5 separate regions of the Homo sapiens genome follow, and regions 2, 3, 4 and 5 are each linked to region 1. Evidence: chromatin loops called from intact Hi-C (ENCODE). Cell type or tissue: OCI-LY7. All regions are shown on one strand.

Evidence for each region. A loop is a pair of places that touch in the nucleus more often than their neighbours do. Peaks named below come from ENCODE experiments on the same cell type or tissue, not always from the same donor. Only the 100,000 strongest peaks of a DNase experiment are listed, where the experiment ranks them.
Region 2: it touches region 1 in a loop (2.4-fold over the local background); 9 of 110 quality-filtered maps call a loop at or near these places.
Region 3: it touches region 1 in a loop (6-fold over the local background); 78 of 110 quality-filtered maps call a loop at or near these places.
Region 4: a loop joins it to region 1, with 10 times the contacts of the local background. A loop is called at or near these places in 101 of 110 quality-filtered maps.
Region 5: a loop joins it to region 1, with 4 times the contacts of the local background. A loop is called at or near these places in 80 of 110 quality-filtered maps.

What each region holds. Positions count from the first base shown.
Region 1 is chr2:60,996,282-61,001,281 of GRCh38, forward strand. All of the region lies in intron 4 of PUS10 (pseudouridine synthase 10), which reads right to left. It also overlaps the pseudogene RNA5SP95. Among named protein-coding and RNA genes, the nearest start is that of PEX13, 19 kb to the right of the region's middle. In OCI-LY7, a CTCF peak has its summit at 2,853 (motif pointing left); DNase peaks (open chromatin) are centred at 2,530 and 2,820; H3K27ac peaks cover 713 bases.
Region 2 is chr2:60,935,218-60,940,217 of GRCh38, forward strand. It overlaps the pseudogene NONOP2 and the pseudogene RPS12P3. Among named protein-coding and RNA genes, the nearest start is that of REL, 56 kb to the left of the region's middle. In OCI-LY7, no CTCF peak of the experiment used is centred here; no DNase peak of the experiment used is centred here.
Region 3 is chr2:60,792,004-60,797,003 of GRCh38, forward strand. It overlaps PAPOLG (poly(A) polymerase gamma), which reads left to right. Exons shown (of 22, transcript NM_022894.4): 17 at 126-286; 18 at 1,624-1,712; 19 at 1,968-2,188; 20 at 2,707-2,772; 21 at 2,961-3,017. Among named protein-coding and RNA genes, the nearest start is that of PAPOLG, 38 kb to the left of the region's middle. In OCI-LY7, CTCF peaks have their summits at 2,471 (motif pointing right) and 2,670; DNase peaks (open chromatin) are centred at 2,468 and 4,728; H3K4me3 peaks cover 429 bases; H3K27ac peaks cover 911 bases.
Region 4 is chr2:60,705,623-60,710,622 of GRCh38, forward strand. No RefSeq gene overlaps it. Among named protein-coding and RNA genes, the nearest start is that of PAPOLG, 48 kb to the right of the region's middle. In OCI-LY7, CTCF peaks have their summits at 2,225 (motif pointing right) and 2,426; a DNase peak (open chromatin) is centred at 2,259.
Region 5 is chr2:60,803,528-60,808,527 of GRCh38, forward strand. No RefSeq gene overlaps it. Among named protein-coding and RNA genes, the nearest start is that of PAPOLG, 50 kb to the left of the region's middle. RefSeq lists an enhancer at 3,728-3,827. In OCI-LY7, CTCF peaks have their summits at 2,045 (motif pointing right) and 2,244; DNase peaks (open chromatin) are centred at 2,044, 3,624 and 3,904; H3K4me3 peaks cover 922 bases; H3K27ac peaks cover 2,664 bases.

The sequences.
Region 1 (5,000 bases):
ATGCCAACCAGGGCTTGGGTTCTATATAGACCTTGACTAATCACATGTCACTCACTCTTTCTCCCTTGCAACACATCCTAGTAGTGTATCACGTAACAGAGTCCTAAACCTGCACCCATGTCTAGTCTTATGTTCTCCTTAACACAGCAGCTCTGCCTGGATTCATCACTCTGGTGATCTTCTGACCTTTAGTGATGTTCATGAGTGTATGGCTTAATAAGGGGAGTAGTTAAGAAAAGGTAATATCCACGGAGCCAAGGTAGTCAGGTAAATAAAACATATGAAAATACACAAGATGTAGAGATGGTATGGTTTAAAAAAAAAAAAACTTAAAAAGCAACAGCAGCATGAAGCAGGGAGGCATATCCAGATTCCAATAAACGGGACGCATGGGCAAATCACATACCCCTACGAGACTTGGAGCCTTGGTTTTCTCCTCTTTAAGTGAGCATAAGTGTGATGACTACTGAAGTGGTCTCAATCTGTGAAGCTGAAAAAAATTGCCCATAGCATATCTTCTTTCCAATCTACAGATACTACCCATTAACTGTCAGAGATTAAAAGGGGATGCCTTATACACAAAGGTTGGAAACTCCTGGACTGTCAATCAGACATTCCCAATAGGTATCAATGGGTTTACACTTGGGTGGTGGCCTGGATAAGACTCTGACAAATCACAACCATATACACATTGATGTTTTTCAATAAGTGCCATAAAAAGCTGGGGAGTCCTGTTCTAGCTGATCACCAAGGTCTCATATAGATATATGATTCCATGATTCTAACAACACAGAATTTCATACACCAATGTTACATTCACAGAAGCAAGTTCTTGGAGTTACCTTTGATAAGATAGAGTGGATTGCTGCATGAACACACTCATTTCCTGTGAATGGTTATAAAAATGGCAGCCTGTGTGCCTAAAACTAGCAAGGTTACTATACACTCGCCAACCCACTCATAAAAAGTCTATTGAAAGATGCTTAAGGGGTAGTCCCTAAAAGAACTAAGACTCAAAAGCATTTAACTTTTAAAAGGACTTAGTGGGGCCAGGCGCGGTGGCTCACGCCTGTACTCCCAGCACTTTGAGAGGCCGAGGTGGGTGGATCACGAGGTCAGGAGATCGAGACCATCCTGGCTAACACAGTGAAACCTCGTCTGTACTAAAAATACAAAAAATTAGCCAGGCCGGGTGGCAGGCACCTGTAGTCCCAGCTACTCGGGAGGCTGAGGCAGGAGAATGGCGTGAACCCGGGAGGCGGGGTTTGCAGTGAGCTGAGATCGCATCACTGCACTCCAGCCTGGGTGACAGAGCAAGACTCCATCTCAAAAAAAAAAAAAAAAAAAAGGACTTAGTGGAATGCTCTTTTCCCATAAATGGAAGTTTAGCCTAATATTAGCATATGTCTGGGACATTCATTGTATAATAGTTTTGTGTGGCATTATGCTGTAGAAGTTTAAAGGAATCAAACTTGCTTTGCATGGATAAGTGGACCATATAGGAACTGAAGGGAGTTCTAAACTAATCTAACCAAAAATAGGGCTATAAATTCTGAAAACTCCTTAGTAAGCTCAGAAAAGGCTTATTGAATGAAGTGGACCTTGGGTTGGTCTTACATGGTGGGTGAGAGAGAACACACACAGATTTAGGAAGAGTGCCTGTCATACAAAATAAAAATCGAGAAGCCATGCACAAATGGACAAAAAGCAGAAAATACACATGCTAAATCAGAAAGCGGAGTTAATGAACAAAGATGACAGCTCATGCCTGCACACACAATATATATATAGCTCCTATACTTAAAGTTGAGAATTTTGACACATTCTATTTATGAGCTAAACATAATTAGAAAAAATATAGTCCTTTAGAAAAAGAACATCAATCAATAACAGAAGGGAAATTACCAATTAAAAAAGATTCTAGGACTAATGGCCTGAGAGTTTAAGAGGCCTCTGTAAACACATACAAAATTTTTAGTATGTGCATTTTTAGGACAAAGGAATTCACTGCTTTCTTCAGATTCTGAATGAGATCAATAATCCTAAATTAGTTATGAATCCACAGATTTAAGTAAAAATCCAAAGCCATTTGAATATCCATTTTCCAGAATTTAAAAAGACAATTTCAGGTTGGGTGCAGTGGTTCATGCCTGTAATCCTAGCACTTTGGGAGGCCGAGGCGGACGCATCACCTGTCAGGAGTTCAAGACCAGCCTGGCCAACATGGCGAAACCCCGTCTCTACTAAAAATACAAAAATTAGCCGGATGTGGTGGCATGCACCTGTAGTCCCAGCTACTCAGGGAGGCTGAAGCGGGAGAATCGCTTGAACCTGGGAGGCAGAGGTTGCAGTGAGCCCAGATCACGCCACTGCACTCCAATCTGGGTGACAGAGTGAGACTTCATCTTAAAAAAAAAAAAAGAAGACAATTTCTTAAATAAAAAAATGCTGCTACAGAAATTGTACTGCTGTCTGTGGCCACACCACCCTGAATGTGCCTGATCTCACATGATCTCAAAAGCTAAGCAGGGTCAGGCCTGGTTAGCACTTGGATGGGTAGAAATGGTAGTGCTTTTATTCTTAGCTAATTTTCTAGGGTCATGTATAATTTGTAGTACTTACTGCAAAGTATGCAGATATAAAGTATAATAAATGATAGGAAAAAAGTTTTGATTTGACAAAACTCCAACCATATCAAGTTGCAAATTGATAAGCAGGTGTTTCATCCAAAGTAACACTTAAAAGACAATATATACATTTAAAGTCAATGGACTAAGCAAACTGTTTCCCATACACTACCCATGAAAAGAGACCAATAAGCCAAACTGATAGTACAATATTGCCCTCTACTGGACTCAACTAGTAAAGATGAACCTAAAAACTAAAACTGAAAAGCATTTAGCTTTTAAAAGGACTTAATGGAATACTCTTTTCCCATAAATACAAATTTAGCCTAATATTAGCATATGTCTGGGACATTCATTCTATAGTTTTTGTGTGGCATTATGATGTAGAAGTTTAGAGGAATCAATCATGAATATAAAATAACCACTATAGGGCCGGGTGCAGTAGCCTGTAATACTAGCACTTTGGGAGGCCACACCAGGAGGATCACTTGAACCCAGGAGTTCGAGACCAGCCTTGGCAACATAGGGAAACCTCATTGCTACAAAAAAATAAAAAATAAGTTATCTGGGCATAGTGGCATGCACCTGTGGTCCCAGTTACTCAGGAAGGTGAGGCGGGAGGATTACTTGAGCCTAAGAGGTCAAGTGCTGCAGTGAGCTGTGATCACATCACTGCACTCTGGCCTGGGTGACAGAGAGAGACCCCATCTCAAATAAATAAACACTATAATAAGTATTTTTCTTAAAATTATATAGAATCTTAGAGTTGAAAAGGCTTAAGATCTCTAGTCTAACCAACTATATAGTGCACACTTTCTTTCTATGTATCTTGGCCAAGTACATTGGCACTCTGTATCTGTGGATCTTGCATCTATGGATTCAATCAACCCTGGATAGAAAACATTTAGGGGGGAAAAAGGATCTGTACTGAGCAGGTACAGGCTTTTTCCTGTGATTATTCCCCAAATAATGTAGCATAACAACTATTTACATAGCACCCACATTGTAGTATATAAGTAATCTTGAGATGATTTAAAGTATACAAGAGGATGTGTGTAAGTTATATGCAAATAGTATACCATTTTATATGAGAAACTTAAGCATCTGTGGATTTTGGTATCTGTGAGGGGCTCGGGGGTCCTAGAACCAACCCCCCACAGATATCAAGGGACAACTGTATTTTCCAGCCTTGGCTTAAACACCCTAATGACGTGAAATCTCTGGAAACAATCTATCCTGTTCTGGATAATTCTAAATTCTTAATAGCTCTTGATTCTATCCTTGCAGCAATCTAATTCCTCTTTTATAAGGAAGCCCCTCAAATATTTAAGGAAAGCAAACTCATCCCACTGAATCATCTATTCTCAAAATTAAATAACCCAAGCTCCTTCAGCAGTGGCTCCTGTGACCAGGTTTCAGATGGCTCCACCATTCTGAATGCACTTAATCCTCTAAATGTGTATTCATTTTCTATTGCTTCTATAACAAATTATCACAAATTTAGTGGTTTAAAACAACACCAATTTATTATCTTTAGGTCCCAGGTCTGACACAGGTCTCACTGGCTTAAAATCAAGGTGCCAGCAGGGCTGTGTTCCCTTCTGGAGGCTGTAAGTAGTAAATCTGTTTCCTTGCCTTTTCTAGCTTCAGAAGAACATCTGCATTCCTTGGCTCATGGCTCCCTTCCTCCATCTTCAGAATAAACATTACATCTCTCTTACCATTATGTTATAATCACATCTCCCTCTTACCCTGACCTTTGTGGCCAACTTTCTTCCCCTTTGGAAAATTGCAACTGCCTTTATCTGTCTCCAGTCATTTGTAAAATCTGCTATTTTTAACCCATTTTCCTAGTGTTCCATTATTAGAACGCTAAGCTTGTGGGAGATATTTATATCCTACTGCTCTAGGTCATCGCCAAGGTCTGATTTTTCACCAAAAAAATTTGCAATCTCCAGCATAAATGGGTTAAAAGCCCTCAAAAATCAAGAATAGCTGCAAGTTCTTTCTGAAGCTATACTGAAATGTAATGCACCCAGGTCTAAACACCTGAACCCATCTTGAAAAGCTTCACCATGTGGAGCATTCGTTCTCCCTTACCAATGACCAGTCTACCTCTTTTCGGCAGGAAGATCATTTTCCTCGACATAAAGGACAGAAGCAAAACAGGATTTTTCAGAGCCCTGCTTTCTCTATATCATGCATCAGCAGTATACTATCAGTTCCAAATAGCAGATCTATCCATGCTTTTCATCTATTTCTTGCTCTAAACATAACTTTAAGTACACAAATCTTCCTTAGCAATTCTTGAAAGCTTCTATTCATTAGTAGCTTTAGTTTTCTGGTTGCTGTTCTTATAGACATAAGCCATAA
Region 2 (5,000 bases), 61 kb before region 1:
CCTCTTCAATTTTTTGGAAGTGTTTGAGAAGGGCTGGTACTAGTTTTTCTTCTTTTTTTGAGATGGGGGTCTTGCCCTGTTGCCCAGGCTGGAGTGCAGTGGCACTATCACGGCTCACTGCAGCCTTCACCGCCTGGGCTGAATTAATTCTGCCACCTTAGCCTCCCGAGTAGTTTGGACTGCCGACATGCATCACCACACCCAGCTAATTTTTTATTTTTTGTAGAGACAGGTTATCCCTATGTTGCCCAGGCTGGTCTCGAACTCCTGCACTTAAGCAATCCTCCCACCTAAACCTCCCAAAGTGCTGGGATTACAGATGTGAGCCACCGTGTCTGGCCGTAGTTCTTTAAATGTTCGATAGCATTCAGCAGTGAAGCCGTCTGGTTCTGGTCTTTTCTTTGATGAGGGAATTTTTTTTTTTTTTTTTTTTTGAGACTGAGTCTCGCTCTCTCACCAGGCTGGAGTGCAGTGGCGCGATCTCTGCTCACTGCAACCTCTGTCTTCTGGGTTCAAGTGATTCTCTTGCCTCAGCCTCCCAAGTAGCTGGGACTACAGGCACGTGCCACAATGCCCAGCTAATTTTTGTATTTTTAGTAGAGACGGGGTTTCAACATGTTGGACAGGATGGTTTTGATCTCTTGACCTCGTGATCTGCCTGCCTCGGCCTCCCAATGTGCTGGGATTACTGATGTGATCTCCTTTTTTTTTCAAGGCTTAACATGTAATTTAACAAGTTGATGCTGCATTGCTGCTCCATTTCTCAGAAAAACTTCAAATTTAAAGTATCAGCAACAAATCAAACATAGTACATCAATTAAATATGCACAGCATAACTACTATCTAAGATAGGCAAGGCTAAGAGCTACTCTCAGACCTTCAGCATACAGCAACTCTGTTTCCAAGATTGTACTAGGCCTATCAAGAAAAGTTGTGAACAGCAACATCATAGACACAAAACGGCCATTCCTGGTTGTCCTTATCCAAGAAAAAGATTGAGGCAAGTTAACACAAGATTTTTAAAAAAGATACACTGAAATGAAAGTCTCTAAGAGAAAATGTCTTCCTTAGGACAAGAAGGGATAATATATCGGATATAAAAGAACTATACGTACATTGTTTGTGACCTCTGTGGACATTTGCCTGAATTCTCACCTGGGAGTGAATGGAGCAGTGGGGCGAAGGTCATTGGAGGAGGTTGTGTTTTGTGGTGTATGTGGCAGTGTCTCTGGGGTTGGGGAGTGTATGGATAAGAAAGCAAATGAAACAGGATGGAGAAAAAAAGAACGATCAAGATTAATGGGTCTCTAACTGGATTCATTTCACTGTAGTTCCCCCAGGTCTTCAACAGTCACATTTGAGACCTCAGTAATGCACCACAGAGAACTCATCAGTTAAACAATATACCACACAGAACTGGTTTGTTAAATACCACTCCTCCCTTGCCCTCTTCCTCCAAAATACTCCCTACAGTAGTATAGGTAGGGTAGACCTAACTATTGGGAGGAATCTCTTAACATTTTTCTAGGGTAGAATTCTGGCTAGTCCAAAAAGGGCCCTTTTAAAGGTTTTGAGAAACTAGACACTGCAGCTTTATTAGTATCAGCAACGTGTGTTTGGAGTAAATTCAGCTCCAGGAGTTGCACAATTCAATGCAGGAGGAGTTCCGCCAATTGCCCCAATTCCTTCCGTTGCAGCAGCTTGGCCAAAGCATTCCGTTGTTGGTGGGGTCAATCTAGCATCATAGGTTCAGGTTCTGGAGGAGCTGGGCTGCCAGCTGGCACAGAAGCAGGGGGCATGGTGCCTCCGTTATGCCTATAGCACCTCCCACAGCCATCTGGCCCATCTGTATCTCCTGCTGTCTCATATCAGAGAAGGTTCCAGTGAATCTTTCCTGCCATTACCAGTGCATTGCTTCCTCCTAGTGCCTGCACTCCTCTCGCATGGGCTCCAGTTGCCGTCGTTTTTGCATCTCTTGGTTGTTCAGCTTTTCCATCCTCCACAGCTCTTCTTGACACCTCATCAAATCCTGCCTCATTAGCATGACCTGGCATTGATGAAGGCGAGCAACCTCCATCTCCATCTCCAGCTTCTCATGAGCCTCCTTGATATTGCAGTCCACTTCGTCCTGCTGCTGCTTCTCCATCTCAATGAGTACCCTCTAGTGCATGGCATACTTATATTCAAAAGCCATGCTGTGCACACTGGGGTGGCTGTTCTCACTCCTTGTGAAATTGCTGGTTCTTTACAACCAGCTTCTCTGGAAGTCCTTCTTTGTCACCTAATTAGCCTATGGGCTACACAGTAACAGGATGAGGAAACGTGGTTAACAGGAAGAAGCCCTCACTGCATCTGTCCTGAGCTTTCTGAGCAACTTGCTGTCCTGAGAACTCAACAATGCCTTTCCCTAAGGGCCTTCCTTGATCATCCACAATGACTACAGCCCTCTCCACCTGGCCAAAGAAAAGTCTTCTTCCAAAAGTTTGTTAGAAGGTTTCAGACTGTAAGGGATGCACTATGGCAGGCAGGGTGCGCACAGCTGCATACTGTCCAGACCCACTTTGGCAATCTCCACTAGGGTTCGTGCTTCCAAGTGCATAAAGCCAAAGCCTTCATCCTTATGAAGACCTCACCTGCCTTCCCATATTTCTTTTTTGTTGTCGTTTTTAATTTTTTCATTTTTCCTTTTTGTTAATTTATTTAAACTCTCTTTCTGTGAAATTGCCTTCCCATATTTCTCACAGTTTCCTCATTTCCTCCTCAGTGATGTCAGAAGGAACACTGCCCACAAAGAAATATTTGGCCTCGTTTGGTGAAGGGCTTCTTTCCTGGGCTGCAGTGTGGAGCCTGAGGAGAATGTCTGAGGGCAGCAGGGAGGGGACTGTGAATTGAGGCAGCAATAGATTGGTTATTTTTGAGGTTATTTTTTCTTTCTTTTGTGTGTGTGTGTGTGTGTGTGTGTGTGCCAAAGATTTACTTGTTCATTTCTTGCATTTGAAGTACTCTTCAATGACATCCTTGGCCTGAGACTCCTTGCCATAGTTCGTAACTACTATACAACTTCAACCAACCACTTTACACGGTTTCCCCTCTCTGTCAGTTTTACAGAGGCCTACCGATTCCCCTAGTTTCTGGTCATCAACCTTAATTAGGTTGATTTGGTGTTCAGCACAAAGGGCCTCCACCAACTTGACATACATAGGCTCATCACAGTTGGATGCAAGCACACACAGCACACAAAGATGGGCTTGGCACTTGTCTGAGGCTTTGGCAGCTTTGCAAATTTCATATGCTAGGCCATCATGGATGAGGGCGGTCTTCAGCACCTCCTGTAAAACAGTATTAATGTCCATTACACCTCCAGCAGCACTGCCTTCCTCGGCCATGGCAGTGGGTTACGAGTGAAGCCGGATCTTGAATGCACCCGAGACTCCGCCTCTATACAATTCAGTGGCAGCAGGGAAAGAGCAGGAGCCAGATTTCTTATAGTCAGAGAATTACAAATTTGGAAAGGGTGAAAACTAGAATAAGGTTGGAATTGGAAGTACTGGTATAAACTCCTACAGCTTTCGGTATGTGTAGATACAGAGATGTATAGGTGTGTGTGTATGAGTGGGGTGTGTGTGTGTGTGCATGCACATGCATTCATGTTTGTTCCCTAGCTCTGTTCCATGAGAGGGCTTGGGAACAGCAATGGCACCAAACAATGAGCATACCTACTGCCCAGATCTTGGTTTCTAAATACCATTTTCTGCTAAAAGAGACCAGATCTTAGAGAAAAAGCACCTTGCAGAGTTAGTGCAGAGGAAATACAAAGATGAGCATGGAATGTCTTTTTGTATTAGAAAGTAAGAACATGCTCCAAGAATGATGGGGACATACCAAAGGACACAGAAGCCAGCTTGAAGGGGTCGCCACTGGCCAAACGAACAAATTACAACTTCTCAAATAAAATAAGCCACAAGTCCACATGATATAAATCAATGAATAAATTGGAGAGAAGGGAAAGCTCTACCTTTTAGGGTAATGCCAACCAACAAATGTAAAAGGAATGATGGAATTAGAAAATCTGTATTTGGCAATCATTGTGGTACTGATTGATTCAGGTGAACATCTTCAATGGATGCTAAAACTAGTGAGTGAAAGTTGGATGATCTCTCTACAAGATACTTATTAACTACAAGGGGCAAAAAGAATAACCATAAAAGTGGAGAAGCCTCGTGATAATACCTAATCAATTGACCAAAGCCCCAGCCAGCAACTGGACAAATCAAAACTGTGTGACACCTGATAAGATGCAAGAAGACAATCTCTCTTTTGTGGTGTTCTTGCCAAAAAGGTACAATCTGAATCTAATAAAAAGGAAACATCAGGCAAACCCAAATTGAGGAACAGTCTACAAAATAACTGACCTGAAGTGTTCAAAAATGTTAAAGTAATTAAAGTCAAGAAAGACAAACTTCTTTTAAGAGTGGTGGAGACTAAAGAGACGTAACAAAATGCAATGTGAGCACTTGACTATGAAGGACACTGATGGGACAACTGGCAACTTGAACGGGGTCTGTGGGTTAGATGGTAATATACCAGTGTTAATTTCCTGGTTTTGATCACTGTGTTGTGGTTAAGTAAAAGAATGTCCTTGTTTGTAGAAATTACACACTGAAGCCTTTAAGATCATGAGACAGCACTGGCTCCATGGTTCAGGGAAAAAGGTTCTTTGTACTTTAACTTTTCCTGTAAGTTTGGAATTATTTCAAAATTTAAAAATTCAAAATAGAATCATAAAAGTAATATTTTTCATAATAAACAAGGGTAGCCTTTGTTAAAAAATCAGAAAAGCTGATATCAAAGTTCATTCTCTTATGTGGACTTAAAAATCAAAGAATAATTAGCTCCAAAAGAAAAGATTTGCCAAGTAAGATGTTTTTCTCTTACAAAATGGAAATTTAACTTCTAAATTTACTTCACATAACTTGCAAATGTAACCGGTTTTCTTACTT
Region 3 (5,000 bases), 200 kb before region 1:
CTAGGACTAAAATCTCATTTTCATTAATCACAAGAGATAATTTGCTTAAGTGACCTTCAGAATTGAAACCAGTCTTTATATTGTCATTTGCATTTTGAAATCCTAAAATCGTTCCCTTCTTTCAGCAAAGTCTCTCTGATGTCAATCGAAGCTCGGGCGGACTTCAATCCAAAAGATTGTCTCTGGATAGCAGTTGTCTGGATAGCTCCAGAGACACTGATAATGGAACACCTTTTAATTCTCCAGCGTCCAAGTCTGATAGCCCTTCTGTAGGAGAAACAGAAAGGTCTGTCTTTATTTCAAATGTGTCCTTTTGGTTTTCTGTTCAGTTTATTTGAGGATAATGTGAACTTTTCTATACCTCTGCTACTGCCTTTTAAAATTGTTAAAAGATTTCATTTTACTGGCTGCTGGTCAATTTCTTGCTTAGAAATAACTCGTGGTAATCCTGTGGGAAACGGTATAGGCTTATGAGCATATGGGACTAGATAGGTACACAGAAATGTACACATTTGTTGCTTAAATTTTTCTCTTCTTACTGGGTCCTCTGCATTTTTCCCCCTTTTAGTTCAATGAAATGTTAAAGTACAGGCCTGAGCCAACAGTTGTGGCCAGGCACGGTGGCTCAGGCCTGTAATCCTAGCACTTTGAGAGGTCACGGCAGGCGAACTGCTGGAGCCCAGGAGTTCCAAGACCAGCCTGGGTAACATGGCAAAACCCTGTCTATACAAAAAAATACAAAAATTAATTGGCCGGGCACAGTTGCTCACGCCTGTAATCCCAACACTTTGGGAGGCCAAGGCGGGCAGATCACCTGAGGTCAGGAGTTCGAGACCAGCCTGGCCAACATGGCAAAACCACATCTCTACTAAAAATGCAAAAATTAACAGGGTGTGGTGGCATGTGCCTGTATTCCCAGCTACTTGGGAGGCTGAGGCAGGAGAATCGCTTGAACCCAGGAGGTGGAGGTTGCAGTGAGCTGAGATCGTGCCATTGCACTCCAGCCTAGGCAACAAGAGCGAGACTCTGTCTCAAAAAAACAAAAACAAAAATTAGCTCGGCATGGTAGTGCACACCTGTAGTCCCAGCTACCTGGGAGGCCAAGGTGGGAGAATAGCTTGAGCCCGGAAGGTTGAGGCTGCAGTGATCCATGTGTTCATGCCACTGCACTCTAGCCTAGGTGACAGAACAATACCATGTCTAAAAAAAAAAAAAAAAAAAAAAAAAGCAGTGGTAAATGTTACAACAAGAGTGTTTTAAATAACTAATGGGGCCAGGCGTGGTGGGTCACATCTATAATTTCAGCACTTTGGGAGGCTGAGGCAGGAGGATTGCTTGAGCCTCAGGAGTTCAAGACCAGCCTGGGCAACATAGTGAGATCCTGTCTCCACAAAAATAAAAATTTAAAAAATTAACCCGATATGATGGCACACACCTATGTTCTTAGCTACCTGGGAGGCTGAGGTGGCAAAGTTACTTGAGTCCAGGAGGTTGAGGCTGCAGTGAGCTGTGATTGTGCCACTGCACTCCAACTTGGGCAGTAGAATGAGGCCTTTTCTCAAAAAAGGAGAAAAAAAGTAATATTTAAATCATTTATTGATGATAATTTAACACTTTCATTAGGAATAGTGCTGAGCCTGCTGCTGTAATTGTGGAGAAGCCACTGAGTGTACCACCAGCCCAAGGACTTTCCATTCCAGTGATTGGCGCAAGTAGGTATCTAAACTTGTATATATTAATAATTATATTTACAAAAAATTAGCTAGGCATGGTGGCACACGCCTGTAGTCCTAGCTACTGGGGAGGCTAAGGTGGGAGGGTCACCTGAGCCTGGGAAGTCAAGGCTGCAGTGAGCTGTGATCAAGCCACTGCACTGCAGCCTGGGTGATGGGAATGAGAGACCCTGTCTCAAGGAAAAAAAAATTACATAAATGTTTAATTATTAAAATCCTTTTTTTCCTTTTCAGAAGTTGACTCTACAGTAAAAACTGTATCACCCCCCACTGTGTGTACCATTCCTACCGTAGTAGGACGAAATGTCATTCCTAGAATCACAACACCTCACAACCCTGCCCAGGGACAACCGCATCTGAATGGAATGTCAAATATAACTAAGACTGTTACACCTAAGAGATCCCATTCCCCATCCATAGATGGGACTCCTAAGAGGTTGAAAGACGTAGAAAAGGTAAAGTTACAACTTTAGTGGTAATTCAGTAGTTGATATTTTTTATAGTTAATACTAAAGAAACAATTTTCCATAGCTGTTGGTGTTCTGTTAGGAGTTGGCTGAAAAGAATATTTACCCAAATCTTAAAGAAACAATATTAATTGCTCATCCTAAATTGAAATTACTAATACGTCTGAAAATTTGAATGATTGGTCTGAGTTTCTCCTTGATTTACAGAAGTCATTACTGATAACAAAATCTCATTTCTTGTGTGTTGATATGCCCTGCTTCCAGTAGGTGGTGGTAAAACTATATTTGTTAGAATCTGAATTGATTTAACCAAAAAGATCACCCAAACTGTAGAAATTAACGGTGGCAGTTGAATTCAATCTAATTTAAATTATCTTCTCTTACCAATCCATGTTTATAGTAATTTTTATAATAGTGTAACCAATAACTAGTTTTCCAGTTTATATAGATTTATATGGGTTTTTGTAGGTACATAATAGCAATCTATTTCAATGTTTATATTTTAGTTTATTCGACTTGAATCAACATTTAAGGACCCCCGCACTGCTGAAGAAAGAAAAAGAAAATCAGTGGTAAATATATTAATAGTGTGCTTCAGAATATTTATTGTAAAGCGCCATGTATCAGGAAAAGTGCCATATTAGAAAGTAGGTCAGATTAGATTTATTTTCAGGTTTTCGTTAGGTTTTATTTTAAGTAGAAATAAGTGTTTGCATATAGGAAAGTTAGTTTTCACTTGTGTTGATTCTTCTGTTTTTAGGATGCCATTGGAGGAGAATCTATGCCTATTCCAACTATTGATACATCACGCAAAAAGGTAACAAGATAGTCTTGTTCATAGGTACAGTACATAGGTAAAAACTCATAGGTAATCTACAAGTACAAAAGGCTTATTAAGAGCCTAGCACTGGGAAAAAGTAAGATTTTGTCCCTGTCCCCAAGGACTAGCAGTGTAGTTGGGGTTGGAGATAGCAAGTATATAGTTCTGAATGTATGTACCTCAAAAGTCTAAAAAAGAGGCAGTAGTTTAAGACAACTTTATTATCTATTTAGATTATGTTCACCCTTTGTTTTTTATCTTTAAAGAAGCAGTTGGATGCTCAGCACATTAATTTCTTACCAAGCACCTGGAGGTATATCTCTGTTGTGTACTATTGCTTACTGCCAAAACATAGGTTTGATAATTAGGAACCATATGTATTAATATTTTAGAGGAACCAAATGTAGTGGTATATATAGTAAGTACCTTTAAAACATGAGCTAAACGCCCCTAAATTGTAATTTAAATGTTTATTATTTGAAGAATTACTTTTATAACTAAAAATGTGTGTAGTATTAAGTGTGGTATGCTAAAAAGCAAGTACTCAAAAACCAGCCTTGTGTAAATAGAGAAAAACCTTCTCTGAGAGTTTATAATGAACAGAATGGCTTATTTATAATAATGATAAATAATTATAAATATATATGATGATAATTATAAATTATAATTTATAATAAAACAGAATGGCCATTAAATAGTAAAGTGCTTTTCATCAACTGTTACCCTGCCAGGTTCTCCAGGATGTAGTAGCTATTCTAAAGCAAAATAGTATACTCACAGGCTATTAGTTGTAGATTTTGAGCCTTTAACATAAGATTAAGTTACAAAAAATATGAACGTATAATTATGTGTCATGGTGGAAGAAAAAATTTTGAGATGGATATTGAAGTACAAAAGAGTGAAATGACATATCTGGATTTTTTAATATATCCAGTCTAAAGGGAAAGTGGGTACACCAAACAATTGCAGCAAAATTGTAATAATGTCTGAAACTTGGTTTTGGCATTTAAGTCCTTATTGCCCTGGTGTCTACTTCTTTGTATATCTGAAATTGCTCATAATTGTTTTAATGCATATGGATATGATACAGATACTGGCTTAGCCAAGGTAAAACAAGAGGAGAATTAAGCAGTCATCTCTTGACAAGAAACTATCCCCATTACAGAAGTCTAGATTTTGCCTTCCTTTTTTTTTTTTTTTTTTTTTTTTTTGGACATGGAGGCTCGCTCTGTAGCCCAGGTTGGAGTGCAATGGCGCGATCTTTTTGTATTTGTAGTGGCTAATTTTTGTATTTGTAGTGGAAAAGGGTTTCACCATATTGGCCAGGCTGCTCTTGAACTCCTGACCTCAAGTGATTCGCCCGCCTTGGCCTCCCAAAGTTCTGGGATTACAGGCGTGAACCACCATGCCCGGCCCTAGATTTTGCCTTCTTTATGTAATAATCTTTAATGCCCTCAGAATCCCTCAAACCGATGTCCCTGAATTTCATAACCATCAAAGTTATCTAGCCTAAGTACAAAGTTCAGTTTTCCTGAGAACTTAAGTATCTCACAGATTGAGTCAGTGGTCTTCTTCATGAATGTATTACAGAAACAAATTGAGGGACATAACTCTCAGATATTAAATTTTTCTCTACTGCACACACTCATTTTTCACTTCACACCCCAAGAGCTTCCTGTTTAGTCACCATGAACTTCCTTTTTTTTTTCTTTGCTTGACCTTAAGGACTGTGTTCTTTATGCATTTCTTGATCCAGGCATGGCAGTTCCTCTTTTCCTGTACATATTCACACTCCTGCCACTTCTACCCTTTCTCTTATCCCTCTGCTTTTCACCTCTGACTGTAAAAAGAAGTAGCAGTTCCGAAAGCAAGAGTTCCCTATGAACACGGAAGGAAATATTCATTGCATACTTGAGTGTTTAGGAGCTAGAGGGTTTGGGAGAAAAACTCCCCAAGTTTTGTGACTGACTTTCTAGCTGG
Region 4 (5,000 bases), 290 kb before region 1:
CCTGAGTAGCTGGGACTGCAGGTGCATGCCACCACAACAAGCTAAATAGTTTCTTTTTTAGAATATTTAATTTGCAACCAAAAAAAGTTTAATCTTGGCTAGAATTTGAAGATACCCAGTTGTAGAATTATTGCTCCCACTCCCTATAGATGACTGAGTAGCTGGCTGAGTCTTGGCCTCATTAAGTGCATGTATACTGACAGACAGAATCTTTACCTCCAGTTGGGTGGCAGTGGCAGTAGGCAATTCTAGTGTTCTTTTCCTCATGCCTCGTCACCTTCAATACCAGAGTCAATCCCACTGATGCCTCTTCTCTCCCTCTTCCCTTCCTCCTTCTCAACAATTACCATTCTTACAATTGCCCATTTTGTGCCACAGGACAGTACTATACTTTCTGACTGAGAAATTAACATATCCACATTTCTTGTATTATCTAATAAAGTGAGCTTTACTATCAGTCTGTCAGACCACTCGGGTGCTGACACACAGCACAGGTAGGTAAGGCGATCCCCTTGGCACAACCACACAGTTTGCTCACACATAGCACAATGGGCCCACTGGCTGTATGCGTGCCATCCACCAACCTTGAAGTCATGCTGAATGTTTTTCTTTTATAAACTTAATAGTGTTGGCTTTGTCTAGCATTCGTCATCCTCATTTTTCACAGTGCTTCTAAATTAAGAAATATTTAGATCAAAAGAAGCTGACTAATCTACATTGAGCTTTAAATTTTTAACTCATTTCTGAAATTCCCTGACAAAGTAAAACAATGTTAAGTTTTTCACATTGCAGAAAAACTCTCATACTTTGGGGCTTGGCTAATTCTAGTAAGTCTCTTTTTGGATGAAGTAGTTCAAGCACAGAAGCTGTCTTCATGAAAAGAGAAAACTCTCTCCAGTTCCTCCTTAGAAAGAGGTCAGTGCCTTGATGATGTTCTCTTCTAGAGAATAATGTACTATGTTTTCCAACAAAGAACCTGCTGTTTCCAATTCAATATTACCTGTCTAAATTCACTACCCAATGCTGGTAGAGAAAGAATGTTTAGTACAAAAGAAATCTATGGTCTTAGAAACCAACAGATAAAATCAGTTAATATGAAATCAAATTCAAGTTTTTAAAAAATATTTATTCCATTTAGAAGCAAAGTATGGGTACAGATAATTTCAATAAAATTAATTTTTAAATAAATACAGGCTGGGCGCGGTGGCTCATGCCTGTAATCCCACCACTTCGGCAAGCCAAGGCAGGCGGATCATTTGAGGCCAGGAGTTCAAGACCAGCCACTGCCAACATGGCGAAACCCCATCACTACTAAAAATACAAAAATAAGCTGGGTGTGGTGGTGTGCACCAGTAGTCCCAGCTACTCGGGAGACTGAGGCAGGAGAATCAATCACTTGAGCCTGGGAGGCAGAGGTTGCAGTGAGCAGAGATAGTGCCACTGCACGCCAACCTGAGCGACAGAGCGAGACTCCATCTCAAATAAATAAATAAATAAATAAATAAATAAATAAACACAATCTGTTAAGATGGGATGAAAGTTATCAAAACTGAATTTCCCATGGCTTTTGAGGTTTCCCATGGTCTTCAAGAACTGGTATGATCTGGCCCTTGGGGTGTCCTCCAGCCACAACCCAGGCCTTATGCCATTTGCTAATTTCGTTTTCCAGGTATGTCAGCCTTCCATCAGCTCCTAGATGAGCTGTTCCTACCACAGGTCCTTTGTATCTATTGTTTTGCCTGCCTGGGATATTCTTCTGCCTCTTCTCATTTAAATGTCACCTCTTTAAAGAAACCTTCCCTGAGTGCCCTATGCAAGTAGGTCAGCCTCCTTAGTCCTTGTCACCACACTCTGCCTATTTCCTGCCATAACATTAATCAGAGTCTTACTTTCTTATTGACCGGTTATTGATCATCTGTTCCCCATACAAGAATGTAAACACCATGAAGACAGGAATCTGATTTGTTTTGCTCTCCTAGACTTTATGTGCCTGGTGCAGAAGTCTACCAGCCAGCGATGTCTTCCTGATACAGCTGCCTCTGATTTAGAAAAAATCATTAATGTGATTCAAACAGTAAAAGCCAAGACACCTCGATGGATTTCATGCAGAATTATCCACATAACAGAATTTAGGATATTCCCTAAAAGCCACAAACCCTAGCTAGTCTTGAGGTTTGAAATTTTGAGTTCAGTTCTGAAATGTTTGTATTATGGTTAATTCTGCACAATGGCCACTAGAGGGGGTCATAGCCAAATACTATACTCTGAAATTTCAGATTTTTCAGAGTTAGAATTTTTTGAAGTTCTGCAGCCCAACCCTACTTTCAGCTTCCCTGACAGATGTCCATCCCACTTCTTTAAAAACAAACAATATATGATGAAGTCACTACCTCGTGGGACAGACTATTCTTCAGCAGGGCAGCACGTTACTTAGAAAGTGCTCTTTCTCCTTGACCTATCTGTAACTGCCCCTCCTTGCCTAAAACCATTAAGAGACCCAACACTAGGCCAGGAGCGGTGGCTCATGCCTGTAGTCCGAGCGCTTTGGGAGGCCGAAATGGGCGGATCACTCGAGGCCAGGAGTTGGAGCCCAGCCTGGCCAACATGGTGAAACCCTGTCTCTACTGAAACTACAAAAAAATTAACCAGGCGTGTTGGCCAGAGCCTGTGGCCACAGCTACTTGGGAGGCTGAGGCACAAGAATCGCTTCAGCCTGGGAGATGGAGATTACAGTGAGCCGAGATCTTGTCACTGCACTCCAGCCTGTGGGACAGAGGGAGACTGTCTCAAAAATAAAAATAAGTCAACACTTAGAAGCAGATCTTAAGATGAGGGGGGAAAGCCAGGCACGGTGGCTCACACCTGTAATCCCAACACTTTGGAAGACTGAGGCAGGCAGATCACTTGAGGCCGGGAGTTCGAGACCAGCTTGGCCAACGTGGCGAAAGCCCGTCTATACTAAAAATAGACAAATTACCCAGGTGCCTGTAATCCCAGCTACACAGGAGGCTGAGGCAGGAAAATCGCTTGAACCTGGGAGGCGGTGGTTGTAGTGAGCCGAGATTATACCACTGCACTCCAGCCTGGGGGATAGAATGAGACTTCATAGCAAAAAAAAAAAAAGAAAAAAAAAAGAAAAAAAAGAAAATAAGAGAAAAAAGAAAAGAAACCAATGCTACTTTGGGTTCTAAGCTGAGCCATGCTGTCTAGAATATCATTTAGAGTCTTGGCCAGTCTATGCCAGCATGCTTCCCACCCTTCCCATCCTCAGCCACTGCTCCAGATGGAAGGTCCCTGTGTTTTCTCTCCATTGACCCACTGGCCCACTGCTCGCACAGTAAACCTACCTCCAACATTGTCAGCACCCCTCCCATAGGAAACTGCTTAGTTTCTTGCCATGACTGAAAGCTGGCTGTCCTGAAGAAGGTCTGGCTCCCCTGCCTTTGTCTCCAGGAAAGGTGGCAGGTTCTCCCAAGGCCCCAATATCCTAAGCAGGATTAGCATTTGCCCAGCTGCCAGCACCGCTCTCAAGGCATCACTTCTGCTGGGAGATTTGTGTCATTCTGGTGCTCCACCACCCCTTGTTTACCTACTGGTCAAGCCAGCACAGAAGACTTTGGGTTCTCATGTCAATCCAGTACCACCCTATTCTGTGCGGATAACTTGTCCATTCCACTCACCCCTTCATTGCGCCCACAACTGGGATCTCACATTGGACCTCACATGGGCCCTAGTAATTGTCTCTCCAGTTTACTCAGTCCCCATTCCCCATACTATCTCCTGCCTCTCACTAAGCTTCCACTGCATTTGCTCCTCACAGCTCAGCCTTCCACTTCTTTTCCTATCCAACCTACACTCCCACTATTATTTTTCTGAGCTCCTCAATATCCTTACCCACTTATCTTTCTTCCCTGTTGCCCAGTCAAAACCCCAACTGTATAAATCCAACCATTGTCCCTTTTTGTTGCTCCTACACTAAACACTGCTAGTGAAGATAACAATAGCAAATATTTATTGATAACTACTTTACAAGATAGCACTATTATTATCAGTAGATAATGAATGAGAAAAACAAGGTCCTGAGGGAATTAGTAAATTGCCCTAGGTTACACAGGGAGTAAGCCACACAATCTGGCTTAATTAAATGTGTTGAAAACATGTAAAGGCATGGTGGCTCATGCCTGTAATTCCAGCACTTTGGGAGGCCAAAATGGGCAGATCACTTGAGGCCAGGAGTTCAAGACCAGCCTGGCCAACATGGCAAAACCCCATCACTACTAAAAATATAAAAATTAGCTAGGCATGGTGGCATGCACCCAGCTACTCGGGAGGCTGAGGCAGGAAAGTCACTTGAACCCGGGAGGTGAAGGTTGCAGTGAGCCGGGGCAACAGAGCAAGACTCCGTCTCAAAAAAAAAAAAAAAAGATATAGATGATGAGAACATATTTAGCAAGCTTGATCTAGTGGACAAATATAGAACACCGTCTCCAATAAGTAGACAAGCACGCATGCATTTACAAAGATTGACAGTGAACTAGGTAAGTAGTACTGAAAATTTTTGGTCTCTGAACCCCTGAACATACTTAAATATTATATGTATAAGTTATATTTACACACTTAAAATTACTGAGGACTCAATGAGCTTGTGTTTATTCGGGTTATATTTACCAATATTTACTATATTAGAAATTAAAACTGAAAGATGTTTTATCTATGAACATATTAAATAAATTTAAAAATAACAATAGGCCAGGTGGCTCATGTCTATAATCCCAACACTTTGGGAGGCCAAGGTAGGAGGATCATTTGAGGCCAGAAGTTCAAGACCAGCATGGGAACGTAGTAAGACCCTGTCTCTACAAAAAATAGAAAATATAAAATAAAATAACAATAATTAAAAACCCATTACATGTTCTCATAAACAAAATTTTTGTGGAAAAAAAATGCCATTTTAAAAAAAAAGGGATGGGGGAGAAAATGGCATTGTTTTACATTTTGAC
Region 5 (5,000 bases), 190 kb before region 1:
AGAGTGAGACTCCATCTCAAAAAATAAAAATAAAATAATGTACTGCTTTTTAATCCCCTATCCTAAAAACCATCTTTCAAACCATATGATCCAACCAAACTGTTTTAATGGATAGTGTTTAAAAATATATACTTCAGGGCCTTCCTTGCCAATCTTTGATTATTGACATTTTTGGCTTACTGCTGCATAGAGACTTCCATGATACCCTAGCCAGACTCTTACCTTTTCAGTATGTTACTTGTACGTTTGAACGTTTAAATTATTCTGACTTGTGTAATGCTCAGTTTACCTGTTTCCCCTGACAAGATTGTAGGTTTGAGAATAGTGACCTCCGGCCAAGCACAGTGGCTCATGCCCGTAATCCCAGCACTTTGGGAGACCAAGGAAGGAGGATCGCTTGAAGCCAGGAGCTGAAGACCAGCCTGGCCAACATAGTGTCTCTACAAATAAAATTAGCCCAGTGTGGTGGTGCTCACCTGTAGTCCCAGCTACTCAAGAGGCTGAGGTGGACAGACTGCTGGAGCCCAGCAGGTCAAGGCCGCAGTGAGCTATGATCACGCCACTCCACTCCACCCTGGGTGATAGAGTGAGATTCCATGTCTTAAAAAAAAAAAAAAAAAAAAAAAAGAAAGTGAGCTTTATCCAAAAATCTTTATGTAGTGAATACCCAGAAAATATTTAAGAGGAAAACACATGAGTCCTTGTTTGGTTTGAGGGGTAGGATTGTTTTGTTTTTAAATTTAAATAGGATTATCTTAAAGAGAAGCCCAATGAAGGAACTAAGATGCAAGAAGGCAAACAAAACTTCCTGAGGCCATTAAGACACGTTGTCTGTGCCGGGCACAGTGGCTCACACCTGTAATCCCAGCACTGTGGGAGGCTGAGGCAGGCAGGTGCCCAGGCTGTTCCTACCAAGGGGCACCTGCAGGCCCACGTGGAGCCACCGTCAGTACCCCCTTGGCCCCCATCCTGTGCTCCTCGGTGCCCAAAGTCCGGAGGGGCTTAGGCAGCAGGGGGCTGGTGTGTCGGCGCCACTCCGGGCGCACACACACCTGGCCGGGTCGTGACAGCACCCAAGCTCGGCTCCAACTTTGCTCTACCCTGGAGTGGGAGCCGGGAGCAGGGAAAGGCCAAGCAGCGGGAGCAGGCACTTCCGAGCCTGTCGGGGAAGAGGGGCTTCCCAGGTCCCTAAAAGCTAGGGATGCCTGGGTCCGCAGTCGTGACTGGGTGGCTGCAGCTGCACCCAGGAACATCAGGCTCCTGCCCTTCCAATTCAGAAGTGGGCAGGGGTCCCGCCTGTTCCAGGCTCCTGCTGGCTCCATGGCACACGCAGCCCTGGCCGCACCTTCCCTGCTGCAGCCGCTCCAGGTGGGCCACTGCTGCCATCAGTGGCTTGGCTGTGAATGGTCACATAGTCTTTACAAGTAGAGAATAGAGAATATTGAACTAGCCAAAAATTGTAACTATATTCGGAAGAATCGGGGAGGGAGGTAGGACAGGGTGTGAGAGTGAAATCCTCATCTTCAGTGGCAGTGAGTAGTAAATATCTAAGACAAAAATCTAGGATAATATATGCAAGTTATTTAGAAATTTGTAAGTAATCAGTAGGAGAAAAGTCTTAAAATTATGAAAATGTTTGCCTCTAGGGAGCAGATATCAAGAATGAGAAATAGGAAAGTAGATTTTTTTTTTTTTTTTTTTTTTTTTGAGACAGAGTCTCGGTCTGTTGCCCAGGCTGGAGTGCACTGGCACAATCTCAGCTCACTATAACCTCTGTTTCCCAGGTTCAAGTGATTCTCCTGTCTCAGCCTCCTGAGTAGCTGGAATTACAGGCATGTGCCACCATGCCCAACTAATTTTTGTATTTTTAATAGAGACAGAGTTTCGCCATGTTGGCCAGGCTGGTCTCGAACTCCTGACCTCAGGAGATCTGCCCGCCTCGGCCTCCCAAAGTGCCAGGATTACAGACGTGAGCTGCCGCGCCCAGCTGAACTTTTTGACTTTTAAACTAATATATCCACTGTCTAACCAGTAGGGGGTAGGAGAATGTTGCAGACTTTGAAGCCCACAGACCTACGTAGATACCTCAGCTACATCTCTTACCACCTGTGAGACCTTGGACAAATTGCTTAACCTTTGGGTTCAAGGTTACTAATCTGTAAAGTGGAATCTCAACACTTATTTCATATGACAAAAAATGAAGGGTTTAAGAGGCTCTGTAGTTCAATGGCCTAGCCTCAGTTGCCAGCTCTAGCACTTACTTATTGACTATAAGAAATGGTGGAAGTTAATGCCTCAGTCCCTCAGTTTTCTCTTCTGAAAAAGTGGTGACGATCATAACAGACTCTACACCCAAAAAGCTGCTAAATGGATTAAAAGAGGCAATCCAAAAGTTCCTAGTATAAAGTGGAGTTCAAGAGTTTTTTTGTGGCATGATGAGTTACATGAAATAGCATATGTCATACACTATGCATCGTGCTTGACCCACAGTGAGCGTCCCTTCTCCTAAAAATACATCACAAGAATCGGGGAAGAAGGCCAGTGTCTGTCTCTCCAGCCAGACTGAGGAATAGATCTCCACCTCCTGTGCAATAGTGTGAAAATACATGGCCTTTGCCCTGTTACCAAGCCCTTCTCCAAGTATACCTCTCAAAACAGTTTTATTCAGAGAAATGTGTAGAACTCATTGAATTCTTACAAAGTTTCCCTGAAGGCCTGGCTCAGTGGTTCATGCCTGTAATCTCAACACTTTGGGAGGTTAAGGCGAGAGGATCACTTGAAGCCAGGAGTTCAAGACCAGCCTGGGCAACACAGTGAGACTCCTGTCTCTACAAAAGAAAACATCAGCCAAGCATGGTGGTATGTGCCTGTAGTCCCAGCTACTTGGGAGGTTGAGGAAGGAGGTTTGCTTGAGCCCAAGAGTTGAAGGTTACAGTGAGCTATGATTGTGCCACCACATTCCAGCCTAGGCAACTAAGTGAGATCCTGTCTCTGGCAAAAAAAGAAAAGAAAAAAGTTTTTCACTGAGTACTTTAGTTCACTTAAAGATTATAATAGGGCCAGGCATGGTGGCTCATACCTGTAATCCTAGCACTTCGGGAGGCCAAGGCAGATGGATCACTTGATCCCAGGAGTTCAAGGCCAACCCGCGCAACATAGGAAGACCCTGTCTCAACAAATAATTAAAAAATTAGCCGGGCATGGTGTCACATGCCTGTGGTCCCAGCTGCTCGGGAGGCTGAGGGAGGAGAATCATCTGAGCCTGGGAGGTTGAGGCTGCAGTGAGCGGTGATCACACCACTGCATTCCATCCCGGGTGACAGTGAGACCTTGTCTCAAAAAAACAAACAACAAAAGATTATAACATTAAACTGAGATGAAAAAGCTTATCAGGCTCATCTCTGCCAGCCCAGGACTCCCAGAATGCCTGGCAAAGTGCAGCACCAATGTGTAATAGATGTTCTATAGCAGAAACAGCCATCCTAATTTCAGCTCTGACTAGATCTAGAAAATGGGCCACACATGGAGAGATGGCCACAGGAATGATCTAAAGCCACGCCCACACACAGATGCAACTGTATCTCATTACTCCCACCTCTCCTGGGAGTGAGACAAAACTGTCTAACCCAGATCCCAAGTCACTTCCTGCCAGGGCTTCTCAGCAGTTCAAAGAACTTCTATGTGCAGGTTCTTTCCAAATAGATTGGTTTCTTGAAACTCACAAGAAGTCAAACACCAGAAAAGAGGGGATTTCTGAAAGCCACCCACTAGGATGGCAACTGGTACTTGGTAGTTTCAAATATTAAGAAAAGAAAAAAAATTGGCGTTGATTAGGCAGTATCTAATCTCCCTAAGCACAGGAAGTGAAGGCGATTGAGTCTGATTTGCAGGAGGCCCCGAGGTTGCACAAAGCAGTCACTCCCCTAGCATGGCCCACTCACTGCCTGCTGAGAAGCCTGCTTTGCCTGCCTCCAGCTGAGCACACCAGAGGGAAAGCACCATTAAATTCCCTGTGCACTCTTCAACCAATTAGCTGCACCAAGGTCACCAGGTGAAGGGCGTGGGGAAGCAGAGAAGAAAAGATGCTATGGGCTTGACAAGGTTAAATTGATGGGGCCCGTGGGACATGGCTATTCATTCCATAAATGTTTATCGAGCCCCTAGCATCCACCTGGCATTGAGCTAGCTAGGCACCCAGAGCATAAACAAGATTTAAACCTGTCCCTACACTGAAGGACCTCTCAGACTGGTAGAAAGTTAGCTGACAAATATCTAGGTTATGCTGTGCTGTTGGGAGCACTGCAGAGGGACCCCTTAATTCTGCCTTGGTCAGGGATGGTGTTGGGGAACAACAACCCCAGAGCTGAATGTTGTAGGCCAATTAAGAGTTTTCCAGGTGAAAGCTGGGGGAGGTGGAAGGCTGGAAAGGTTCTGGAAATTGGATGTTGTAGTAGGGCTGTGTGAAAGGAGCATTAGTTGCATTTGGGGAAAAGGTATGAGGCTGGAATGTAGACAGAGTCCTGCTTCCCATGGACAAGAGAGGGAGAGGAAAAGACAGAGGCATGGAGATGGTAAGGATAAGGAGGCTCCTGCAGTATGGGGAGAAGAAACTAAAGTAACATAAAGGAATACGTTCCAAACTTTGGAGGTAGAAAGGATGGGGTCGCTGACAAACTGTATTCAGGGAAGAGTGGAGGAGGGTGCCCACCTTCCTTGGACTGGAAGGCTGACTGTATTGTCATTAATCAACTCTGAGATACCAGGGGAGGGCTGCGGGAGAGGGTACCTGAATTTAGATTTGGGGGTGTTGAACTGGAGCTAGCCTCATGGCCATCCACGTGGAGATGTACGGTAGACCATGGGAAGTATTGGTCTGGAGCCCTAGAGAGAGGCCTTGGCTGGATGTCCAGGCTTCACAGCGTGACAGACTCATCTTTATGGATATTTGTTAAGCGGGAATCTCGGTTCCTACCTCCCCAGACCTGCTGCAGGAACTCCGG